Linked DNA regions of Homo sapiens: region 1 is linked to region 2. The links are chromatin loops, found by intact Hi-C in ENCODE. Cell type or tissue: CD4-positive, alpha-beta T cell. All regions are shown on one strand. Links, peaks and the distances in the headings refer to the core of each region. The heading gives the core; the rest is flanking DNA. Region 1 overlaps ACOXL (acyl-CoA oxidase like). Region 2 holds the start of BUB1 (BUB1 mitotic checkpoint serine/threonine kinase).

What was found. Peaks named below come from ENCODE experiments on the same cell type or tissue, not always from the same donor. Only the 100,000 strongest peaks of a DNase experiment are listed, where the experiment ranks them.
Region 1: a loop joins it to region 2, with 3 times the contacts of the local background. A loop is called at or near these places in 28 of 110 quality-filtered maps.

The regions. Positions count from the first base shown.
Region 1 is chr2:110,745,395-110,753,727 of GRCh38, reverse strand. All of the region lies in intron 1 of ACOXL (acyl-CoA oxidase like), which reads right to left. Among named protein-coding and RNA genes, the nearest start is that of ACOXL, 17 kb to the right of the region's middle. RefSeq lists enhancers at 467-968, 4,984-5,243. In CD4-positive, alpha-beta T cell, for the core only: no CTCF peak of the experiment used is centred there; a DNase peak (open chromatin) is centred at 5,057; H3K4me3 peaks cover 687 bases; H3K27me3 peaks cover 309 bases.
Region 2 is chr2:110,674,022-110,682,325 of GRCh38, reverse strand. It overlaps BUB1 (BUB1 mitotic checkpoint serine/threonine kinase), which reads left to right and starts at 4,263. Exons shown (of 25, transcript NM_004336.5): 1 at 4,263-4,356; 2 at 7,961-8,020; 3 at 8,102-8,240. The coding sequence starts at 4,331. LOC105373554 (a long non-coding RNA gene) reads right to left here and starts at 4,114. Exons shown (of 2, transcript XR_923189.4): 1 at 3,729-4,114. RefSeq lists enhancers at 3,244-3,333, 3,594-3,653, 3,166-4,086, 4,087-5,007, 7,079-7,298 and a silencer at 4,164-4,563. In CD4-positive, alpha-beta T cell, for the core only: no CTCF peak of the experiment used is centred there; DNase peaks (open chromatin) are centred at 4,155 and 6,895; H3K4me3 peaks cover 1,891 bases; H3K27ac peaks cover 817 bases.

The DNA of each region.
Region 1 (8,333 bases), core at 136-8,135, 72 kb before region 2:
TATCCAAGAGAAATAAAATTACATGCCCACACAAATTGTCATAGAAGAATGTTCTTATCAGCTTTATTCATAATAGCTCCAAACTAGAAACAGCCCTGGTGTCCATCAATAGAATTGGTAAACTATGATCTATTCAGAGGATGGAATGCTACTTAGCAATAAAAAGGAACATACTGCTGATACACAATAAATGACATATATTAACCTAGGAAACATTGTACTGTGCTCTTGTGGGTCACTTGCTCTGGAGGAAACCAGTTGCCAAGATGTGAGGACACTCAAGTAGCCTTATAAATAGTCCACCTGGAGAGGAACTGAGGTCTCATTCCAATAGCCCTGTCAATGAGTGTATTAGTCCACTTTGCATTGCTATAGAGGAACATCTGAGACTGGGTAATTTATAAATAAAAGAGGTTTATTTGGCTCACAATTCTGCAGGCTGTACAAGCATGGCATCAGCATTTGCTCGGCTTCTGATGAGGCCTCAGTGAGGGTTTCTACTTCTACTCATGGTAGAAGTAGAAGGCAAAAGGGGAGCAGGTGTGTCACATGGCAAGAGAGGGGGTAAGAAAGAGAGGAGGAGGTGCCAGAGTCATTTAAACAACCAGCTCTCAAGTGAACTAATAGAGTGAGAACTCACCACCAGCAGGAGGTCAGCACCAAGCCATTCATGAAGAATTTGCCCCCATGACCCAAACACCTCCCACTAGGTCCCACCTCCAACATCAGGCATGAGATTTGGAAGGGAAAAACATCCAAACTATATCAATGAGCCATTGTAGAAGTGGCTCTTCCAGCCCCAGTCAAGCCAGGGCCAACATCCTAAATGCAACCTTATGGGAGAGCCTGACCCAGCGCCACCCAATTAAGACACTGAAATTCCTGACCCACAGACACTGCGTGAGACAATATATATTGGGGTTTAAGCTGCTAAATTTTGGAGTAATTTGTTACATATCAGTAGATAGCTAATACACACAGTAGTGTCATGCACACACACAAAATTGACGGACATGACAAGTATCTTATTTTTAAAGCACTGTAGCAACATACAATGCAACAAGAACAGAGGCATGAGTCGTAAATGTACAGCCCAGTGAATTATCGCAAAGTAACTTCAACTGTGTAATCCACACCCAAGCCAAGGAAAATCACATTCCAGGACCAGCATACAAGATCCCCCTCAATCACTACTTTCTCTCTCCGAAAGTGCTAGCTGCTATCCTGCCTTATAACTTCATAAATTATTTTTTACTTCTTTTATTTATTTATTTTGAGACAGGGTCTCATTATGTTGCCCAGGCTTGTCTTGAACTCCAGGCCTCAAGCGATCCTCCTTCCTCAGCCTCCCAAGTAGTTGGGACTATAAGTACACCAACATGCCCAACGTATTTTTTGTATTTTGAATATTAAAGAAATAGGCCAGGTGCGGTGGCTCACATCTGTAATCCCAGCACTTTGAGAGGCCAAGGCAGATGGATAACCTGAGGTCATGAGTTCAAGACCAGCCTGGCCAATATGGTGAAACCCTGTCTCTACTAAAAATACAAAATTAGCCAGGTGTGGTGGCACATGCCTGTAGTCCCAGCTAGGGAGACTTGCTTGAACCCAGGAGGCAGAGGCTGAAGTGAGCCAAGATCGTGCCATTGCACTCCAGCCTGGGCGAGACAGAGCAAGACTCCATCTGGAAAAAAAAAAAAAAAAGAAGAAGAAAGAAAGAAAGAAAAGAAATGGGATTATCTACTATGTATTCTTTTGTGTCTGGCTTCTTTCACTTAGCAATGGCTAATTAAGAGTCATCTTTAGTATCTGTTGTAGTTGTGGTTCATTCATTTTCATCGTTATACAAGATTAAATTGAATTAATATACCACTAAAATATGTTGAGTCAACAAATTGTGTGATTCTGATAATAAGTTCTAAAACAGACAAAACTAACCAATACTGGGGTGAAAAACACACACAACCGTGGTTACCTCCAGGAGGGTGGAGGCAAGGGTTGACTGGCAAGGGTATAAGAGAACTTTTTGGGGCGATGATAATGTTCTATGTATTTTGATAGGGGTTGGGTTACATAGGTGTATATATTTGGCAAAGCCCTGAGAATGTACACTTAAGATTTTTGCATTTCATTGTATGAAGTTCTACAGCAAATGAAAAAGATCTGGCATGTATTGAAGTCTTCTTAGCAGTATGCACACTGAGTTATTTAGGGGGAAGAATATTTATGTTAGTAATTTTGAAATGCACCCAAAAACCCAAAAATGGGATATGGTGAATAGAGAGATCAATAGATGGGCAAATACGTGATAAAGCAAGTATAGTAGCATGTTAATGCCAGAATCTAGGTAGTGGATATAAAGATCCTCAATGTCAAGGTCTTCCCATTTTTGTGCATGTCTAAATTTTTTTTTTTTTTTTTTTTTTTTTGAGACGGAGTCTCGCTCTCGCCCAGGCTGGAGTGCAGTGGCACGATCTCGGCTCACTGCAAGCTCCGCCTCCCAGGTTCACGCCATTCTCCTGCCTCAGCCTCCCAAGTAGCTGGGACTACAGGCACCCGCTACAATGCCTGGCTAATTTTTTTGTATTTTTTTAGTAGAGATGGGGTTTCACCATGTTAGCCAGGATGGTCTCAATCTCCTGACCTCATGATCCGCCTGCCTCGGCCTCCCAAAGTGCTGGGATTACAGGCGTGAGCCACCGCGCCCAGCCGCATGTCTAAATTTTTAAATATAAAGTGTTGGGGCCAGGCATGGTGGCTCACACTTGTAATCCCAGAACTTTGGGAGGCCAAGGCAGGCGAATCGTTTGAGCTGAGGAGTTCAAGATCAGCCTGGGCAACATGGCGAAGCCCCATCTCTACAAAAAATACAAAAATTAGTGGGGCACCTGTAGTCTCAGCTACTCAGGAGGTTGCAGTGGGAGGACCACTTGAGCCTGGAAGGTCAAGGCTGCACTGAGCCAGGATTGTGCCACTGCACTCCAGCCTGAGCAACAGAGCAAGATCCTGTCTCAAAAAAAAAATTATACATATATATATATATACACACACACACCCATACACATACACACACAAATATATGTGTATTTGTTTATATATAATATGTATATGTTTATATATAATATGTATAATATGTAATGTATATATATGTATATATATAGTAGTGGAAAAAAGTAGATGATCAGAAATGGAATTATGGTAGGGCCATTGTTTTCTTAAGTAAGAACTTTGTGCACAAAAGTTGGTTTCTAAATACCGTTCTCAAATAAAAGAAACTAGGGCTCCTTGGATAAATGGCTGATTCTAGGACAGGGGCAGGGAAAATATAAGATGAGCCCGAAACTCCCAATGGCCAAAGCTGGAACAATTTGAGCAACAAAAATGTGCTGTTAGATTGTAACCCAAAATATAAAATAAACATGTTAGTCTATACTGATATAAGTAAATGATTTAATAAATAAATACATGGGGGAAAGAGATCAACCTCCTATAAGAAATAATTTGTGTAGATACTCTCTCCTCCAGAAAATGGAGCTTAACTAGCCCCACCTACCCACTCACCCAACTTGAATGTTGGACAGATTGAATGACTAGTTTCCAGAGAAGGAAAAGGTAACTGTACAGTGGAGAAACCTGACAAGCACTACAAACATCACCAGGGATAAGCCATGTCGATGGAATGTACTCACTAATACGATGTGATGCTCAGGATATTCTTCCCAACACCCATAATTCCAGTCTAGTCATACGGAAAACACAGACAAACCCAAATTGAGAGACATTTGACAAACACCTGACCAGTACTCTTCAAAACAGCCAGGTCATGGAAAGCATGAAAGACAGAGGAACTGTCACAGACCAGGGGACCCTGAGGACGTGTGACAGCAAAACACAGTGTGGCATCCTGGATAGGACCCTGGAGCAGAAATCGACCACCAGTGGGAAAACTAAAGAAATACAAACCAAGTCTAGAGTTTAATAGATGCTGCTTTGTTTTTCTGAGATGCAGTCTCCCTCTGTCACCCAGGCTGGAGTGCAGTGGCGCGATCTCGGCTCACTGCAACCTCCACCTCCCTAGTTCAAATTATCCTCTTGCCTCAGCCTCCAGATTAGCTGGGATGACAAGTGCCCGCCACCGTGCCCAGCTAATGTTTTTGTATTTTTAGTAGAGACAGGGTTTCGCCATGTTGGCCAAGCTGCTCTCGAACTCCTGACCTCCAGTGATCCACCGGCCTCAGCCTCCCAAAGTGCTGAGATTACAGGCGTGAGCCACCCTGTCCGGCCTGTCAATGCTGCTGTCTTCGTTTTGACAAATGTGCTATGGTTGTGTAAGATGTTAACAACAGGGGAGGATATATGGCAAATCTCTGTACTATGCTTTGTAACTTTTCTATACACTGAAAATTATTGCAAAATAAAAAGTTTATTTTAAAAAGAAGGAATAGCCAAGGCAACACAAACAACAAAATGACCTTTGTGCATTAAAAATGAAAACAAAAAGCTGAAACATTTTTAAAAACAGTCTTTGTGCATGGTTTTCTCAAAATCTAAATCAAAAATCAATTTTGATCTAGTGGAAAACACATCTTCAGATACCAAATTTGAATGCCATCATGACCAGGGACACCCTAGGTGTCCACCCTTCGACCACAGAATGATTCCAGGTAGCACAGACATTCTGGAATTAAGCATCAACACGAACTTCAAAATCAAGCTGCTTTCACAGCATGCTCCTGCTTTAATAACCTGCCCCTTTTTCCTGGTCCCTTTTGCAAGTTTGCTTCCAGAAACACCTCCGATTCAGCCTGTGATAATTCCCTACAGCATTCTCTTCTTGTTGAAAACGGCAAGAATAAAAAATGCTTTATGTCCAACACCAACAAGGTGAAACCACGGCCAAGCAGTCACACAAATGACAGGTGGGCATGAAGAACAAATCCCCAAAGGCGGAGAGCAAAGAAACCATCTGCCTTCTAGTAAACACCACAGCTGCATAAACACCGCAGCTGCACCCACAGCTCAACCTCCTACCGCCAAAGCATTCACCCCACTCCCAGGAGCCACCTGCACAGCCTGATGAATTGATGGTGAATGGAAACAGAAACTGTTTAATCATCTTGTGGTAACTGGCAAACACTGCAAGCTCTGAACCAGCAAGGGAGACTGAGAAAATGCGAAGACAGGGCTTTCTAAGTACTGTGGTTTAATTTCAGTTGTGAAGTCACTCAGCCGGGGAAATGTACAGCTGCTAATTGGCAAAGTCTACAAAGGTAGCAGGGAAGAAAGACTCAGGAGATAGAAAAAGGGAGGCAGAGGAAGAAAAGATCCCCTGCACCAGAGATAAAGCCTGATAGGCACTTCCAATCCACCCCCCTGCATCCTGGGCACTCCACGGAGTGCAGTGAGGAAAAGGGACACTCCCTCTCCAGCCTTCCTTTCTCCCATCTTTCCTTGTTTCCTTGCCTCCTTACTTAAGTTTTCATTAGGCACCTGCACCACGCTAAGTAGGAAGAATCCAAGATACCTTGGCCCATTCCTCTCCTCAGAGAGCTCAGACTCTAGCATAGAAGACAGAGGAGCAGGAGTGTCCCACCAAGACAGGGAGAGAAATTTTTCACATTATCACTAAGCCCCACGTGGCCAGGGCTCTGCCGCCTCACAGGGGATGGATGGCATGGTTGTTTTCTGCAGAAGAAAACCTTTAGTGCAGCAACTACCTGTACTTACTGTCAGGATGAGCTGCAGGGGTGGCAAGAAGACAGAGTGAGAACCATATTCCTCTGCAGATGCCAATAAGAGGGGCATATGTGGGCAGAGAGAGGAGGCCCCCAGGAGGAGAGAATGGGGAGGAGGTGGTAAGGTAGAAAGGGCTGGAAGGGAGCAGACAGGAAGTAAAGGGAGAAACAGGACCACATGAGCAGAGATGCAAACAGATATAACCTCCTAAGACAACAACACAAGCCATAAAAAAAACACAAAAACATTTCTTCACTAGGTAAAGGTATGTCGGTTTTGGCAGACACTGCTGGTGGCTCTTCCTCCCCTGCCAGGATTCTGAGGTAGGTCACTCCACTGCCCAGCCCCAGGGCACGTCTGATTGACTCAGGTCATCACAGGGTCCCAACCTCCAGGAAAGTGATCAGCTTAGAAATGAAATTTGTTGCTTGAAACGAGGACGGTTATTTTTATAGTGTGAATTTAGGAGACACTGTGGCTAGAATGGCACACGAGAGGCTAGCTGAGAAAACAAAAGTGGGTGTGCAGCCCCAGCTGTTAAACACACCAGAGGATGCACCCAGTCCTGTGGCCAATGGATATAACCAGGCCTGACTCCCTCCTGAGGCTGCACTCTGCCCATGGGATGGCTGAGTCTGCTGGCTTGCAGGCTCCTTGTTTCTGGCTGTCGTTTAAATATGATGCAATTGGTCACCCAAAGGATGTCTCTAGTTGTTAGAAACAAACTCACCCATCCAAACCCAAAGAATGGACTCAGAGACCCAGAAAACAGCCAAAGTGAGACTTTTAATGACAGTCTTGTAAGATCAGGCGTCTGATAGGCAGGCAGACCCAGCACAGTTTCAACAAGCAATTCATCCCCTAGTGTGCAGGTCCCTCCCCCAGTTCCTCATAGGTTGAGTACTATGGGGTCACAATCTTCCTGGATGTCACCAACTGATTGTTGGGTAGGGGCTTTAGATGTCTTTTTTAGGGTTCTTTTGCTGCATTTTATTTCAGCCCACAGTACATTGCAATCCTAGTTAGCTCAGGGCTCTTCAAGTACATTTGACTTATGACCTAAGTAGCTGGGCAGGCTGATAAGAACAGATAAAGTGAGCTATTTTGGAGACTAGTAAGCTTTCATCTTAGACTAAACTTTTTTGGTTCAGGTGAAGGCAACTAAAGGGCGGGGGGAGAAGAGGGGGAAAGGGGGAGGCCGACAAGCAGGCATCCGCTATTTAAGCAGGGGCCTAGTATATCCTGTTTCTTCGGTAGTTCGCTGACCTAAGTCAATTTAAGGCACTTTGTCTTGGAAAGAGACCACTGTATACATTATTTCCTTCATGGTGGAGCGTGACTGTGCACCAATTCTGCAGGCGTCTACGGTGCAAACTCATCGTCTTCAACAACAAATCCATTCGACGTACATGTGGAGGAAGCCCCCTCATGGAGGCAGGCAACATGCCCAGGAGCCGGGTCCCATGCTGGAATCTGGGAGCCACTCATGCACTTACTTGTCCATTTACAAGTAAATGGGAAGTAGGAAGGTGGACATGGCGATTCCCTCAAGGGCCAACTACAATCTGAATTGTAGTTGGATCTTGGGGTCTGAGATCACTTAGGGACAAAGGAAAGGTTGAGTCAATATTCTCCCATGGCTATCAGGAGGGGCAGAGAGAACAGCCAGGGATCTGGGGGTCTCAGTGATTTCTGCAGCATTCACAATAAGCCCATAGACACTGTTGAAAAAAAACAGAGGTTTGCATATGTTCCGTAAAGGCATTGTTATGAAGAGAAGGACGGCAATCGGAGTCCCCTGCTCAGCTCTGCAGTCAACATCTGTCTACAGCTGTAATCTGGGTAAGCACCATTCTCAACTCCTGGTCTCAACCCATGGGCAAAGCTTTACTTGTAGAGTGAGAACAGAGTATAAATCTTGCCAGCCTTGACGTTGTAAGGTAGAGGATACAGAGAAGAGACTTAAAGAGAAGAGATACTATCAACACTCAGTGCAACAGGGTAAAGAAAAATAAAAATGATACACACTAACAGGAGGTGACAGGAGACTCTCCAGTCCCCTTGCAGGAAAAGAAAGGGGCAGAGGTGGCTGCTTTCCCTGACTATGGTGCAGATCAAAGTTCTGCACTCTCAAGACACAGTAAGAATGACTTTAGCTAGAAAACCAGTCCAGGTTTCCTCAGAATTGCAGCCACTTTCAGAAGCAGTGAGGAATGGGTATTGATGACACTTCATCTCTTTAGTCAGACATTGGTTCCTTGCACGGGTAATATTTTCATTTGGAATCAGTCGGCAAGCGTCTACCCAGAAAAACAAAAATATTGCTGATCTTCAGATCAAAGTCACAGAAAAGGAAGGTAGTAGAACCCCCACTAACTTCCCATTTAAGGCAGAAATGCCTGACCTGTGGCTTCCCGGGCTCTCTTCTGTGACATTACTTCAATCACTAGAATGGTCCAGAGACTAAGGGAAAGCATCTGCTGTCCCTTCCCCGAGCTACATCACCCATTTTCCCTTGCAGACACCCACTCCCTCTGCCCAAACTACATGATGCTGGTTGTTGACCCCCCACCTTCTGGTGTGGGCAGACACTGACT
Region 2 (8,304 bases), core at 305-8,304:
CTTATGAGAATCTAATGCCTGATGATCTGAGATGGAACATTTTCATCCTGAAACCATCCCACCCACTGCCCACCCCAACCCCTTGCCCCCACCCCCACCCCACCATGAAAAATTGTCTTCCATGAAACCTGTCCCTGGTGTCAAATAGGCTGGGGACTGCTGGCCTAGCAGATACAGTCTGAACTCATTTGGCTCTTAATATACATATATACCACCTTTAAACAATTCTTTATTTCTGTGTCCTCATTTCCCAGACTAAATCACTAACCCCTTCAGGACAGGCTCTGTTTGAGTTAGACAAGGTTATAATTTGCACCTAGCTCGTGATGGCTTCTCCATCAACATTTCCTGTTGATTACTGATTGAGCCACTATCAGAAGCAGATGAAAACTTGAGTTGATGGAACCAAAAGTGTCCTAGTTCCTGTGATGGTTAGCGGAATCCAGCGCTTATCTAAAGACCTCAGAGTTTATTACCCTTTGAGTAATAAACCCCACAAATTGGAGACTCAGGTAGATTCAAAGCCATCAACACACTGGAAGAAATTTCCGCACTCAGTGAGCGTCGGGATTTCCACAAGCTAAATTTTTGTTTAGGTTTTTGGTTTTTTGTTTTTCTTTTTTCTCTCTTTCTCTTTCTTTCTTTCTTCCTTTTCTTTCTTTCTTTCTTTCTTTCTTTCTTTCTTTCTTTCTTTCTCTCTCTCTCTCTCTCTCTCTCTCTTTCTGACAGAATCTCGCTCTGTCGCTCAGGCTGGAGTGAAGTGTTGCGATCGGCGCACTGCAACCTCTGCCTCCCGGGTTCAAGTGATTCTCCTGCCTCAGCCTCCTGAGTAGCTGGGATTATAGGCGCGTGCCACCACGCCCGGCTATTTTTTGTATTTTTAGTAGAGACGGGGTTTCACTATGTTGGTCAGGCTGGCCTCAAACTCCTGACCTCTTGACCCACCCGCCTCAGCCTCCCAAAGTGCTGGGATTACAGGCGTGAGCCACCGCGCATGTCTTTTTTCTTTTTTTGGGAGGGACTCCCTCTCTGTCGCTGGAGTGCAGTGGCACGATCTCAGCTCACTGTAACCTCTGCCTCCCTGGGTTCAAGCGATTCTCCTGCCTCAGCCTCCAGAATAGCTGGGATTACAGGCGCGCACCACCACACCCAGCTAATTTTTGTGTTTTTTAGTAGAGACAGGACCTGGCTAATTTTTGTATTTTTAGTAGAGACGGGGTTTCACTATGTTGGCCAGGCTGGCCTCCAACTCCTAGCCTCAGGTGATCTGTCCACCTCGGCCTCCCCAAGTGCTGGAATTACAGGCGTGAGCCACCGTGCCCAGCCTTATTTTTTTAGGTGTTTAACTCAAGAGGCCAAGGAAGCAGAAACATCCACCCAACCTCCTTCTAGCGTGAACAGCTCTTTATTCTGTATCGTCAAGTGGCTCTTGAAACACTTTTGAGATGTGGAGTAAAAAGTTATTAAAGACCAGGGGGCAGAGAAGACTAGGCTAACTCTTTCCCAGCTCACTCTTAAGAAACATCAGCGACAGAGGAGCCCCTGGAAGACAGCAACAAAGGCTCAGCTGAGGATGCTCCCCAGCATTCGAAGGCCACCTGGGCAGACCAGGAGAATGGAAGCTCTGAGGACAACAACTTTTCTGAAACCCAGAATGACAAAGACTCTGCAAGTGCCGGAGACGCTCCAGCTTCTGGAGCAGATATGGAAGAGCCCAAGTGTGCAGACGACCGTCAGCATATGCCAACAAGTCCTCTCCCGGCACCTGCGCAAAAAGCAATAGACACAAACCCTGAAGAGGCAGAAGAAATAAAACCTAGCGAGCTCAAGGAGGATTAGGATGCTGAAGAGCCTGACCTGATCTGTTGTGGCCTTTGTATTTCATGGTGGAAATCTCTAAGGGCAAGTGAAGGAGCCCTGAGAATATCCTCCAGGGAACAGACACCCTCTCCATAGCAGCCCCTGAGCCCACTGGGCTGAGCCCTCCATAGGCTGCTTTAATGAGGGAGGGGCTGAGGTGCCGGTCAGGCTACCACATGCAGGATTCCGAGGGCCATGCAGCGCGTTCTTGTCCGCAGTGCCACTTAAGCTCATTTGAGGGGATCCAGCCCTGCCCTCCATGTCCCCAGAAGACAACAGGGAGGGAGCTTCACCAGTTCAACATGAGCAGCCACCGGGGTTGATCATGAATCCCCGTTTCATGCCTCCTGGGAAAGGTGTGAGAAGGAGGGAGGCACCCCGAGGCTTCTTGCCACACAAGCAGCACCCGCAGCCCAGCATTGCACACCTGCGAGCACTCAGTAGGTCCTGGCATCAAGAAGGGGAAAGGCCAGGATCCAAGACCCGCTGGGATGTGCCCAGTCCCACGGACCCCCCAGCCTCCATGGAGCCCTCGGTGTCTGGGGTGGCCTCATGGCCCCGTTTCTCAAGATGAGGTTGGAGGCTTCTGTGTGTAGAGAGCACTGGCTTGGGCATCAGTGGTTCTGTGTCTGTGTCAGACACCAACAAGAAACCCTTGATATACATATTGTAGCAGGACGAGCCGCAGACAAAACTCCTGACACTGGATTAAAGAAGGAAGAAGTTTATTCGGCCGAGAGCGTTGGCAGACTCGCATCTTAAAAGCCGAGCTCCCCAAAAAAGAAATTCCTAGCCCTTTTAAGGGCTTACAACTTGAAGGGGGGGGTCCATGTGAAACGGTTGTGATAGATGGAGCAAGCGTGGGGAACGTGACTGGGGGCTACATGCATCGGCTAACAGAACAAAAAGTTTTACAGCGCTTTCTCATACAATGTCTGGAACTTACAGATAACACAAGTAGTTTTGGTCAGGGGTTAACATTATTATTATTATTTTAACCACCAAGGCCGGGTGGTGGCGCCAAGGTCGTCTAGCTATTTATCTTACTTCTGTTTCTTTCTAACTTTTTGCTGTCTCACTTTTCTCCTGTCTTATAAACTAGGGAAAAGGGGAGGTGGTGGAGAAGAAGCTGGGAGGGACAACAGGAGAAGTGGTGGTCTCATTCCATAGTATAAGCACATTTTTTCCAATAAGTCAACCTTAGCTTACTGTAACTTTTTCACTTTATAAACTTAGTATTTTAACTTTTCAAAAAACAAACAAACAAAAAACAAAAGAAACATCAGCCTATTACATATTTCCTCTTTAGACATCTGGACTCCTCTACAAAGAGGTGTCTATTTTTGATTTTATGGTGTCTAAGAACTTGGTCTCCCAGAGTGCCCTGTCCCCCAAAAGATGTTCAAAGCTGGCATTCTATAATCTACCCAAACTCTTCTGCTTTTGTGTTAATTACAGCTGGCTGCAGAGAGAGTCCAGTCCCGTGAGCCCCATCTTCCGCTTGAAGCTGTTTGACAGGTCCCCTGTGTGGCTCAGGGCCCAGCCTTTCAGATCAGTTCAATAAAACCCAGGGGTCTACTCCAAGGACACTAACCCATCACTTTCCAGTGCCTCGTATAATTACGCAGCCGACCCTAGAACGCCCTCCCCGCCTCCACGTCCCCTCTACATGAAGGCGCTAAGCCCAAAACTCCTCAGGTTTTTCCACAGGCCGTCGTCACTCCCTCTTTGCCACGGCGTTTGAGATTCTGGGCTAAGACTATTGGTTTCAGCATCTGGGATGTTTTCTCACAGCCGAGGACGCTGAATAGAAAACTGCCAGAAAGCGGGAGGGGTCCCCGGCAGCAGGTCCCGTTTTTTCTCCCCACCTGCCTCCCGGGTGCTGCGGCTTCCGCCACGACAGTCTCGACCCTGCACACGGATTTTTTTCCTCCGTTCCATGAACCAAACATAATGATTCTGGTTTACATATTTAAGCGAAGGGGAGAAGAAACGCGACTCTCAGGACCCAAGGGCTGAGGCAGGGTTTTTCTGTCTCAAAGACCTCCAGTTAAGACATTTTTCTCCTGCAAAGCCTTTCCTACAATGATGGCTTAATCGTGTAATTATGTAAACCAGTCACAACCTGGATAGCTAAAACAAAAAAACCAATTCCCTACGCCCGAGCCAAGCCTGCTCCCCCTCGCCGTGCCGCATCCCAAACACCCCGCGCTCGCTCAGCCAACGGCCAGGTTTCGGTTCAACCGAAAACCACGGGAAGTGGGAGGAGCTACTGGCTCAAGGGAGGGAGGTGGGACTTGACCTCCGAGCAACGGCCCCGGTGATTGGCCAACCTTCTGCCGCCGCCACCAATGGGCAGGCGCCCTGAAACGTTCGGCGAGCCGACTGCGGCTGCGCGGGGTATTCGAATCGGCGGCGGCTTCTAGTTTGCGGTTCAGGTTTGGCCGCTGCCGGCCAGCGTCCTCTGGCCATGGACACCCCGGAAAATGTCCTTCAGTAAGTGTCCGTCTGGTGGGGTGGGGAAGCCCAGGGGGCTGGGGCGCCTGGGGTTCGGGCCCGGCCCGCCCCAGACCTGCCTTCTTTTGCCCCCTTCGCCCCCTTCCTGGGTTTGGAATGTGTCCCACCCAGCAAGGCCGTGGGCTGCTTGAGAGCCGGGGAGGGCTCCGGCACCTTGGGTTCCGCTGAGGCCCGGCGCTTGTCCGCCCATCTGCGCCGCGGTGGCCGTTTGGAGCAATCTGGATAATTCGTTAGGCCCTCAGAGCTCTCGTTTATTCTTTGTAAGGAATCCCCTCCTGACAGTTCAACCTAACAAAAATCCTGAACCTTGTGTTTAGATTTTGTGATACGTTTTCAAAGTCACGTATTTAACAATTCGACTACAGTAGGGAACGAATTTAAAGTTGCTCTCCTATCCATAATCTCACTGCTATTTTTTAAAAGTCTTTGAATACAGGGTACTTTAAGAAAAAAAAATTGAAAAAAAATAGCTTTGCTCATTATTGAGTGATGTGTGCCAACCTGCTAACATCACTCACTTTTTACTTAAAGTTCCCACGCCTTTGTTTTATGACTTAGATGATTTACCCAGACTGTTACTTAAAGGCATTTAAAACAATTAAGTCATAGGTTCAGGAAGTAAAACTGGTCCGTTTTATCAGTTCTTTGCGATCAGAAGACCGAGATTGTTAAATGCAGTCAAAACAAAAATCCATTTGCTCTAAGACTTTTTCTGTAACCTTCAACCTAGCCAGCAAATTATTTTCTTTCAGAAGTCCCCCGCCCCTTTTTTAAAGGTAAAGCAGATATTCCTGGTCCTGTTTTGACTTACTAAAGATTAATGTGCTTTAATGAACTGGATGTTTTACTATTACAGTGCATTTAGGTCATTTTACTAGAGAAATGTGGTTGGTGTTAGAATATGAAATGTTTACCTTGGGCGAGCCTACTAGACATATTTTGGAAGAAAGGTTCTGAAATAGGGATTTGTCCCTCTGCTATAAGACATGAGAGACATTCAAACTTCAGAATTATTATTTTTTTTAGTTTTAAAAATAAGCAATGCGTTTATATGACTAAAAGAAGATTTAGAACAGTATTTACCGAGAACTCCTGTACCTGACTACTGTCCCACTCTGTCACATGTAACCGTTTTTCTAGTTTCTTTTTGGAAATATAAATATTTACATTATTATAATATATTAAATGTCTGCACGTTTGTATACATTTTTTGCCTTTACCACACATAAAATATAACAGTATATATATACGCTGCTCTTTTGCCTAACAATATCCCTGGAGATCTCTACCAATACATAAAGTTCTTTCTTATTCTTTTTTTACAGCTGTGTAATACTTCATGTACCCTAATTGATCTAAGCAGTCAACACAGGTTGTTGACAATCTGTTTCAAATAGTGGCACGGTGAAAAATCTTGTACATAACATTTTGCGGATACACATGTGTATGTGTCTTCTAGATCTGCAGAAGCGGTTTGTTGGATCAAAAGCAAATCAGTCCAGTTTTGGTAGATAATTCCCTTGGCAGGAATTGAGCACATGCCCACCTACAAGCAAGATGCGACAGAGAGCCTGTTTCTTATTGCTGCACCTACACAATCTTTTCACATGTTTTTTAGTTTTGCCAATCTGATGAGTGAAGAATTGTTTCTCAGCGAAGTGAATTTCTGTTATGAGAGACTGAACATTTTTCATGTTTGTGAGCCATGTATCTTTTTCTGTGAAATAATTTATTATGCCCTTTGCTCATTAAAAAAAAATAGGTTAATAGTTTTTTTCTCAGCTTCTAAAAGCTCATTGTTTTTCCAGTTTATCATTTCTCTTTTGACTATTTTGTGGTTTTTTTGTTTGTTTTGGTTATTTGCCATGGAGAAGTTTTTATTTATATATAGTTGTCTTTATTTAGCTTTTCTTTTGTGGCTTCTGGATTTTGAGTCATAAGAAACATTGATTTCATTCATATACCGAGGTGATAGCTAGAAGTAAATATTGCTTTTTAGGCAGGACATGGTGGCTCATGCCTGTAATTCTAACACTTTGGGAGACCAAGGTGAGAGAGTCACTTGAGGCCAGGAGTTCAAGACCAGCCTGCGAAATATAGTGATACCTCATCTCGGCAAAAAATAAAAAATTAGCCAGACATGGTGGCATGTGCCTGTAGCCTCAGCTACTCAGGAGGCTGAGGCAGGAGGATCTCTTGAACACAAGAGTTCGAGGTTACAGCGAGCCATGATTGCACTGTTGCACTCCAGCGTGGGCAACAGAGCAAGATTCCATCTCTAAAAAAATAAAAATAAAAATACATATTGCTTTTTACATCGTTTTTTCAAAAAAAAAAAAAATCTTATAGTGTCTCAGATAGAAAACCTCGGAGTCTTCCTGACTGGTTTCCCACTTCGATTCTCACCTCTACCTCCTTCACACAGAGGGACATTAAAATGCAAATTAGGTCTTGTCACCCCCACCTTTTCCTGCTCATCACACTTGAACCACACTGGCTTGCTTTCTGTTCTTGAAGTTCTCTCAGCCTTGACCATTTCCCCCTCAGATAGCTACGTGGCTGTCTGGCACTGATCACATGTCACCGCCTCTGAGAGGCAGGGCTTCCTTGACCAGCCTATCTAAAAATAGTAACTCATCACATTCTCACCCTTTCTCCTATTATATGTTATTTTGTTTGTTCTTCTGAGTACTTAATGTAACCTGACATTACTTTGCATGTTTCTTTTTGTTTAGCCCTTCTAGCTCTCCCCAAGGGGAATTTTGCTTTGCCTGGCTGCTTTTTTTCAGCTGTAGTTGAGTATATGGAAGTGGGGGATGCAGAGTTCTCTGGGAGCTCTGTGGCTGATTTCTGAGCACTGTTATCATCTGCTCTTCCTCAGGGACTTTGTTACTTTGAAGCAATGAAAACAAACTGTGTCTGGGAACTCTACTTTGTGGTACTCTGGGCTGCCTCACACCCGTTTACAATCCCTCTTTGACTCGTTCCAGCCGTGTCTCAGCCATGCTCCTGGGAAGCAAAGGCAGGTGTCTGAGTCAGTGCCATGCCTGGATCCCACTGGAAGGGCAGGTGTCTCAGTCAGTGCCATGCCTAGATCCCACTGGAAGGGCAGAGGTCTGAGTCAGTGCCATGCCTGGATCCCACTGGAAGGGCAGAGGTCTGAGTCAGTGCCATGCCTGGATCCTGCTGGAAGGGCAGGAGTCTGAGTCAGTGCCATGCTTGGATCCTCTTGTTAGGAGGAGGAGCAAACTTCTGGCAACTGCCCCTCATGGTGGTAGTGACATTGGGGTTCCGTGAGAGGAGAAGGAGACTCTTGGGGATAGAGCTGGGACTTATGGAAAAACACTGGCTGCTTCTGAGTTTTCTGACTATGTCTGAGCGAATGCTTCTTAAAATTTTAAATACTATTTGGATCGATATTTAAGATTTTCATTTTAATGCATATAAATGGTGTATATATAAAATGATTGATATTTAAGATTTTTGTTTTAATGCACATAAATGGTATATATAAAATGAAGTATATCTTTTGCTTGTAGAAATTATCCCTAATATCCCATGTGCATACCTTTCTCTCTTCTAGGATGCTTGAAGCCCACATGCAGAGCTACAAGGGCAATGACCCTCTTGGTGAATGGGAAAGGTCAGCATTTAGTTATTTTATTTCCCTTAAACAAACTATACACTGCCCCATGGAAAATTAACATTATCCATATTTTTCTAGATACATACAGTGGGTAGAAGAGAATTTTCCTGAGAATAAAGAATACTTGATAACTTTACTAGAACATTTAATGAAGGAATTTTTAGATAAGAAGAAATACCACAATGACCCAAGATTCATCAGTTATTGTTTAAAATTTGTAAGTATACTTAAGATGTATAATCAAATCTATAATCATGTTGTACTTTTGCTTTTTAAACTTA